Linked DNA regions of Homo sapiens: regions 1 and 3 are each linked to region 2. Evidence: chromatin contacts called from ENCODE Hi-C or POLR2A ChIA-PET data. All regions are on one chromosome and are shown on one strand. The core of a region is the stretch at or near the end of the contact, and the rest is flanking DNA. Distances in the headings are between cores, read along the strand shown.

The links. A loop is a pair of places that touch in the nucleus more often than their neighbours do. ChIA-PET counts read pairs that join two places held with the same protein, here RNA polymerase II (POLR2A). Pooled maps may share reads with other maps.
Region 1: a loop to region 2 is called in a pooled map, with 2.7 times the contacts of the local background. The contact joins the promoter of IL4R here to the enhancer-like site in region 2. A Hi-C loop is called at or near these places in 2 of 50 pooled maps. POLR2A ChIA-PET finds 5 or more read pairs at or near these places in 2 of 52 experiments (PC-9 and activated T-cell).
Region 3: a loop to region 2 is called in a pooled map, with 11 times the contacts of the local background. The contact joins the promoter of KDM8 here to the enhancer-like site in region 2. A Hi-C loop is called at or near these places in 1 of 168 maps with a recorded cell type or tissue (naive thymus-derived CD4-positive, alpha-beta T cell), 1 of 37 single-sample maps with no recorded cell type and 9 of 50 pooled maps.

Annotation. Positions count from the first base shown.
Region 1 is chr16:27,312,553-27,315,252 of GRCh38, reverse strand. It overlaps IL4R (interleukin 4 receptor), which reads right to left and starts at 1,279. Exons shown (of 11, transcript NM_000418.4): 1 at 1,233-1,279. RefSeq lists silencers at 539-588, 1,029-1,238, 1,259-1,558 and an enhancer at 1,336-2,066.
Region 2 is chr16:25,047,495-25,050,194 of GRCh38, reverse strand. No RefSeq gene overlaps it. Among named protein-coding and RNA genes, the nearest start is that of LINC02175, 18 kb to the left of the region's middle. RefSeq lists a silencer at 373-667. Within about 2 kb of position 1,419, at least 41 of the 41 ENCODE cell types and tissues checked have a DNase peak (open chromatin) inside an H3K27ac peak, as active enhancers do; they include PC-9, where a contact is called at or near this core.
Region 3 is chr16:27,202,245-27,204,944 of GRCh38, reverse strand. KDM8 (lysine demethylase 8) reads right to left here and starts at 1,419. Exons shown (of 8, transcript NM_024773.3): 1 at 1,309-1,419. RefSeq lists an enhancer at 1,215-1,374.

The DNA.
Region 1 (2,700 bases), core at 30-2,529, 2.3 Mb before region 2:
CCCTGGCCAAACCTACACCTGAGCCTGTTTCCCCATTGGACTTTGGGATTTTGATAAAGGCACTGAGGTCCCAGCAAATGCCTTGGGCTCCTCATAGGCTACTGGGGGCAGGGAAGTGCAGTGGGTCATGCCTCCCAGAGGGCTGGGGAAGGGGAGAGACTAGAACTGGAGCAGGGTTAGCGCTGGCCTGGGGGCATTCCTTGAACCCCAGAAGCAGACAAACTAGTGGTCCCCTATCTTGCTTAAGTCTAAGAAATCCAGATTTTGTTTAAAAAAAAAATCAGGGCTCAGTGGCTCACACCTGTCATCCCAGCATTTTGGGAGGCCGAGGTGGGAGGATCACTTGAGGCCAGCCTGGACAACATAGTGAGACACCATCTTTATAAAATAAATTTTTAAAAATAAAATAAAGATCAGATTCCTGGGTTTACTGAATCTGAATCTCAGGGCAAGGACCTGGGAATCTGCATTTTAAGCAAATCTCCCGGAGATTCTGGTTATTGTGGGGGCTCCTCAAACGTGATTGAGAGATGGAGAGCAGCTGGCTCTGGCGTGGGATTGCCTGGGCTCTAGTCCTGCTGCCCCACGGACTCCCAAGTGGGCGGCACCTTAGGGCAAGTTACTAAAGCGGCTGGGGTCTTGGTGACCTCATCTGTACAATGTCCATGACGCACAGCACCGGCCACAGAGAAGTTAGTGGGAGGTTTCACTTGGCATCCTTTCAGTAAAACAAGTCCCAGTCAATGATCGCGATTATTGGGTCCATCTGATATTCGGAGGCGGAGACCGCCCCGATTCACTGACCTACTACTCAAATTTACAGTTCTCAGAACTTTCCCCACCCTTTCTCTCTCCGAAGTCCTCACTGACTTCCTGAGCGCAGGGCTGGGCGCCACTGCCCGGAGAAGAGGGGCTGCGTGGCCTCCGACAGCCTAACCCCAAGCCCCCCACCCCCGCAGGCCGTCCCGGCGGAGGTCTCACTGCCAGCACCGGCTTTGGGGAGCGCTGGGTGTCCACGTACCCCGGGCCTCGCGCCTCCGCTGCCGTTCGGCGGCAAGGACGGAACCGGGCGCTGCTCCGCGCGCACCGAGAGTCGCGGGCTCGGGCCCCGCTCGGAGTCGGGGTGGTCCCCGTGGTCCCCGCCGGCGGCCGAGCCCTTCCCGAACGCCCTCAGCCGGCGTGCCCGGGCGATACCTTCGCAACCCGATCCGCGCGCGGGCCCCGGATCCTACCTGCGCGCCCCTGCTCCATTCGCCGTCCGGGCGCCCAAGCGGGAAGTGGGGGACCCCTGGGTGGCCCTTCCCTGGCCCGCGCCGCGCGGGGCTTTCCTGGGCGCGGAGACCCAGCCCGCCCCGGCTTCCTGCTCCCCGCCCCGGCGCCCGGCAGATTTGCATGCGCCGCCCCGCCCGGCGCGCCCGGCCCGGGTCCCGGCCACCTCGCGCCCCTGTCGCTGTCCCCGCCGCCGCCGCCGGACAGTCCGAGCCGCCGTCCTCTCCTGGGGGCGACCCCAGCACCTCGCTGGGTGTCTTGCCGCGCGCTTCCTCCCACGCCGTAGCCCGAGGTCACGCCCAGCGGAGAACTCTGCAGTGGATCCCCTTGGTCTCGGAATAAAACGCCCACGCCGACCAGGCCTCCAGGACCTGCTCCTGCCTGGCCTCCGCGGCCTCTTTTGCGCCGGGGCAGTTGCGTTTGGTGGGGGAGGGCTGGGCGACTGGAATCCTCCTCCCCTTCCTAACAGCCCGGCTTCCAAGTGAGAGTGGTTGCACATTCTTCAATAAATGTTTACCCAACTCCTACTCCAGCCACATTTGGATAGTAAAACAGCCCTTCAATCAGTAACTAGTACAATCTGTCGGGCACTGCAAATGTTAACTCGTTCAATCCTGGCAACTACCCTATAAGGGAGTGATACTATCACCGGTTTTACAAATCAGGAAACTGAGGCACAGAGTCCTTAAGAAATTCAAAATGGGTTGGGCAAAGTGGCTCATGCCTGTAATCCCAGCACTTTGGGAAGCTGAGGCGGGAGGATCACTTGAACCCCATAGTTCGAGACCAGCCTGGGCAACCCTGTTAGCGAGACCCCTATCTACAAAAATTGACATTTATAAAATTTTAAAAAAGAAAAGAAAGAAACTCAGAATCACTCTGCAGGTAAGCAGGAGCAGGGGTGGAGCTGGGATTCGAACACAGGCCCCATAGACCATTAACGTCTGGACACCATAAGAACCCGGATGCAGCCAGATGACTGGGGGGAAAACACTCAACAAAGTATTTCAGGTCAGGAGGGCCCAAGAAGAAAGTAGGGACCTCTTAGACCAGTGGGGCAGGTGGTCTGGAAGAGGCTTTTTGAGTAGAGGCCATTTGAGCTGAGACTCTGAAGAGCCTATGGGGGAAGACTTGTGTAGGGAGAGGGAAGAGCTAGTGCAAAGGCCCTGTGGGAACCAGCTCAGCCTGCAGGAGGAATTGCTGAAGGCCGGCATGGCTGTGGAGCCCTGAGTGAGGAAAGAGCGGAGACAGGGGAGGTGGGAGATATTTGGACTCACACTGGGCAGTGCTGAGAACCCAGAGAGTAATTTGACCCCCTGCTGCCCTCAAGGAGCTCTCAGTTTGAGGGTGGAAGCCAAGGACTGCCCAATGGGATCAAGTGCTGTGGTGGAGGGTGAGGGTTGGCTTCCCAGGGCAGGGGCCACTGCACGT
Region 2 (2,700 bases), core at 170-2,669:
CAGACTCTGTCTCAAAAAAAGAAAAAAAAAAGAAAAAAAAAACTAAGACACAATCACATACATTATCCTAGGCCTACACAGAGTCAGCACCATCAATATCACTCTCCACCACCTCTACATCTTGTTCCCCTGGAAGGTCTCCAGGGGCAATAACATGAATGGAGCTGACATCTCCCAAGATAATGATTTCTTCTTCTGGAATATTTCCTGAAGGACCTGCCTGAGGGCTTTTACAGTTAACTTTTTGTTAATAAGTAGTTGCTCTGGGTGAGTCAGCAAGTTGTTATTCTAAAATAACAATAAAAAGTACAGCATAGTAAATACATAAACCGTTAACACAGTTTTTTATCATGATCAAGTTTCATGTATTGTACATAATTGTATGTGTTACACTTTTATAGGACAGGCTGCACGGTAGGTTTGTTTACACCAGCATCCACATAAGCTCATGAGTGATGTACCGTGCTAAGACATTAGGACAGCTACGTCACTAGGTGATAAGATAATAGAGCTGAAAAATTCCCGTGGGACCGCCACCACCATATATGCGGGCAGCTGTTACCCGAAGGCATCACTGTACATGTATTTGAGATTGCAAAATTCAACTATGTTCAGCATTAAAATCTCAGATTTAGAATTTCAACTGCATGCTGCTTGTGGTCTGTAAGATATGGCACTACCTCCAACTTTAATTCTATTGTTCTTTTATACCTTTTAGTTTCATTTTTAGTTTCTATTTCCTGTTGGTTTTATTATTGGTTTATAAACGGAAGGCAGGAAGCAAAATCTTTTTTTTTTTTTTTTTTTTTTGAGACAGACTCTCATTCTGTCGCCCAGGCTGGAGTGCAGTGGCATGATCTTGGCTCACTGCAACCTCCATCTCCGGGGTTCAACTGATGCTCGTGCCTCAGCCTCCCGAGTAGCTGGGATTACAGGCACCCACCACCATGCCCGGCTAATTTTTGTACTTTTAGTAGAGACGGGTTTTCACCGTGTTGCCCAGGCTGGTCACAAACTCCTGGCCTCAAGTGATCCGCCCGCCTCAGCCTCCCAAAGTGCTGGGATTACAGGCATGAGTCACCACGCCTGGCCAGGAAGCAAAGTCTTAAGGGCAAAAGACGCTGTACTGAAACAGAGCTAGGCTTCGTCTCCCTTCCTCCTTTCAGGGCTGTTGCTAGTATACAGCTAATGTGCCAGGACTTAAATAGTAGCTGGGATTACAGGCACCCACCACCATGCCCGGCTAATTTTTGTATTTTTAGTAAAGACGGGGTTTCACCGTGTTGCCCAGGCTGGTCACGAACTCCCGACCTCAAGTGATCCGCCCGCCTCAGCCTCTCAAAGTGCTGGGATTACAGGCATGAGTCACCACGCCTGGCCAGGAAGCAGTCTTAAGGGCAAAAGACGCTGTACTGAAACAGAGCTAGGCTTCGTCTCCCTTCCTCCTTTCAGGTCTGTGGCTAGTATATAGTTAATGTGCCAGGACTTAAATGCTGAGTCACCTAAAAAGCTGAGCCTCAATCCTCAATAACCAGGAAGACTCATATAGGCTGCAATTCCCTTCCAGAGGAGACTGCCCGTGTTGCCTTTTGCTTTCATCTAATGTCTCTTTACTTTACAAAGAATAATATGATCTAAAATCTGTCTCTGTTGTAAGCAGTCACTGAATATTGGGCAAAGCATAAATGGCAAAGGGAGCAACATTCACACGAAGGTAAAAGAAATGGGGAAACCCAATCAGAAAATTCTCTTGGATCAATGTTCTGTATCTAACTCAACAAAAAGCCAGTAAATACAGAATATCATGCAAGATGCCACAGACCTGAGTAATACCAAAGTACTTTGGGAAAAGAATAAAACCCTTACCACGTATTGCAAATATTATATGGTTTGCCTGTACATTTTCTTAATGTATTTATTTTTCCTTTGTAGTAAGTGCATTTTGTGTTCTACTCACAAAATATCTGCCCACCCCATGGTTGCAAAGATATTCTCCCATGTTTTCATGTGTAAGATTTACGATTCTAGCTTTTATGTTTAGGTTTATGAACAATTACCAACTAATTTGTGTGTATGGCATGAGATGGGGTGAAGGTTAATTTCTTTCCTCATGTGAATATCCAGTTGATCTAGAATTATTCATTAAAAATAATTTCCTGGCTGGGCAGTGGCTCACACCTACAATCCCAATACTTTGGGAGGCTGAGGTGTGAGTACTGCTTGAGCCCAGGAGTTCGAGACCAACCTGGGCAACACAGTGAGACCCTGTCTCTACAAACAAAAAACAACAAAACATTAGCTGGACATGGAAGTACACACCTGCATTCCCAGCTACTTGGGAGGCTGAGGTGGGAGGATCACTTGAGCTCAGGAGGCTGGGGCTGCAGTGAGCCATGATCATACCACTGCATTCCATCTTGGGCGACAGAGGAAGACCCTCTCTTAAAAAAAAAAAAAAGAAATTAAATGACTTTCCTTCCTTCCACCAGAAAATTGACTTACTCGCTCTGGGCAAAAATCAACTGACAGTACGTATGCAGGTCTATTTCTGGACTCAGTTTCACTGATATATTTGTCTATTGTGATGTCAAGACCAATGTTTTGATTAGTGTAGCTTTATAGTAAGTCTTAAAATTAAGTGGTATAAAAAATTAGCAGTTTAAGTTCTCCAACTTTGCTCTTTTTTTTTTTTTTTTGCTA
Region 3 (2,700 bases), core at 170-2,669, 2.2 Mb before region 2:
AAGCAATTCTCCTGCCTCAGCCGCCCAAGCAGCTGTGATTACAGATGTGCACCACCACACTCAGCTAATTTTTTATTTTTAGTAGAGACGGGGTTGCGCCATGTTGGTCAGGCTGGTCTTGTGAACTCCTGACCTGAAGTGATCGGCCTGTCTCGGCCTCCCAAAGGGCTGGGATTACAGGTGTGAGGCACCGCGCCCAGCCTTAAATTATTTTTAAACATCAACTCCTCTAAAGCACCTCCCTGAGTATTCTTTAAGGTGGCTGGGTGGAATGGCCTCTCCGAGAGCCTCACTGTGATTTGCAGAGGGTCTCAGGGTGGGCACTCTGCAAGCACCATGCTGGTCATGAGAAAGCCTCCCAAAAGGGGCTTCCAGGACAGATCAGCCTACACCTAGCTTTCTGGGAACAGGCGGTCCAGTTCTCTAATCTCCTCAATGTTATTATGGCAGTATTCCACAAAAATTGTGCAAAAACAAGAGCTTCGTAAAACTTCCCAGGAAAGTTTGGAACATTTTCCAGAAAGCTTTAATTCATGGCACAGGGATCCCTTTGGCTCTCTAAGGGGCACACAGTCTTGTGTTTGGGTCGTCCGTGTGGCCCCAACGCCTGCGCACCTCCTGTCCCCGGGCTTGCTCCCGAGTCCTCCTGAGCACGGCGATTCCTACCGTTGCCGGGAAACGCACCGATGCCCATCGTTAAGTCCTACCGAGCTACAAGCACCTTTCCTTAGGGCAGTCACACACCCAGGCCCCAGAGGGTCCCCCGTACCCCGCACTGGCCTTGAGCCCCGAGGCCTCAGACCCCCTTCCCTCCTCAGCGCCTTCCCCGGGGCTGCATTTCTCGCGGCTCATATTTGGGACCTGACGGCGGAATCGTTTCCAGCCTGCCTTGCGGCCCAGGGGCAGCGGCTGGTTGCCTAAAAGCAGCGGACACACATATAGCAGAGTATAAAACCCGCGCAGGCGCACTAGGCCTACACCAACGCGACGCCAAGAACCGCTAAAGCGCACAGCAGCCCGCCGTAAGGGCCTGCCCTCACGCATGCGCAAAACCACTGCCAAGAGACGAGCATACGCACGCGCGGAACCTTTCCCTTTATCCTCCCGCAGGGCAGGCCGGCGACGAGCTAAATTGCATTCTCAGAGCGCATGCGGCAACTCGAGCCACCCTCGGGGTTTTCCAAGGCGCACGCGCGAGGCCGGGCTTGGCTGCTTCACATGACGCCTGCGCGGTCTATGCCTCTGAACCCGGCCTCTCCACTTCTGAGGAACTGGAGCTGACTCCGCTCTCGAGTTGCTCAGACTAACCTCTCTTCAGCTGGGACGGTGTCGAGTCGCCTTTGGGCTGGCGAAGACTCGTTGCGTTTGGTCCGACCACTCGGCTGTGTCCCCTGAGGAGCCAGAGGCTAGCATAGGAGTATCGATCGCTCACCGCTCGTCTGATCACGACGCAGTGCCTGGAGGAGCGCCGAGTGATCGATGCCGTGGCCCCGCCCCACTGCTGTTTAAAAGGCCGGGGGATGGAGAAGACAGAAAGGCTTGGCTGTATCCTCTGGGTCCTTCCACGCTAGTGATACCGCTTTTTCCTCTGCACAGATAACAACTTCGTACAAGGCTGTTTGCATCCACCATTTAATCTCTGCAGCTAGGATTATTAGTTCTCCCTATTTTACAGAGAGCGAAACTGAGGCTCAGTGATTAAAGTGGCCACATACTTGTACTTTTGGAAAGTCAGATCCACAATTACCCACGAGCAAGTGCTGCATCCACAGTCTGTTCGAGTGAGAAGGCAAGTGGCCAGGGGACACACTCCTGCCACCTTTGCTTTGATGCCGAGTGGTGCGTGGTCACTGGGACTTTTGTGTTTTGAGCACACACTCCTGTGGACTCCAAGTATGCACGCCTTTTGCAGCATTGCACAGAGGCATGGAAAGTTATGTTCGTACTGAGCTTGGGGTCTGAGTAGGAAACAGGCTTGCTCAGGATCAGTTCATAGATTAGTGGATTCTAGGTACGGTGCTAAAATACTTTAAAAATATGAGGATCGTAGCTATTGTAATGATCATGCTCATCCCCATTTTAGGGAGTGTATTAGTCCGCTTTCATGCTGCTGATAAAGACATACCCGAGACTGGGCAATTTACAAACAAAAAGGTTTAATGGATTCACAGTTCCACATGGCTGGGGAGGCCTCAAAATCATGGTGGAAGGTGAAAGGCACGTTTTACATGGTGGAAGACGAGATAATGAGAACCAAGTGAAAAGGGAAACCGCTTATAAAACCATCAGATCTCATGAGTCATATTCACTACCAGGAGAACAGTATGAGGGGAACCTCCCCTATCATTCAGTTATCTCCTACTGGGCCCTTCCGCAACACGGAATTATGGGAGCTACAATTCAAGATGAGATTTGGGTGGGGACACAGCCAAACCATATCAGGGAGGGAGCAAGTAAAGCACAGAAAGATCTCCTAACCCACCAGGCTCACTGGGATGCTGGTGTTTGAACTCAGCAGCCACAGGTTTAGAATCCTCATGGTTATGTGCTACACTAAGTTTCCACCCTTGAGTAGTGACAATGTTGAATTTTCCCTGAGTCTTGTGTCCCCGGAAAAAAGTAAAAAGGAATTGCTCTCACCCTTTTGTGTTGTGGAAAAAAGTTTACTGCAAAGAATCACCCCCCACCCCCACAAGAGAA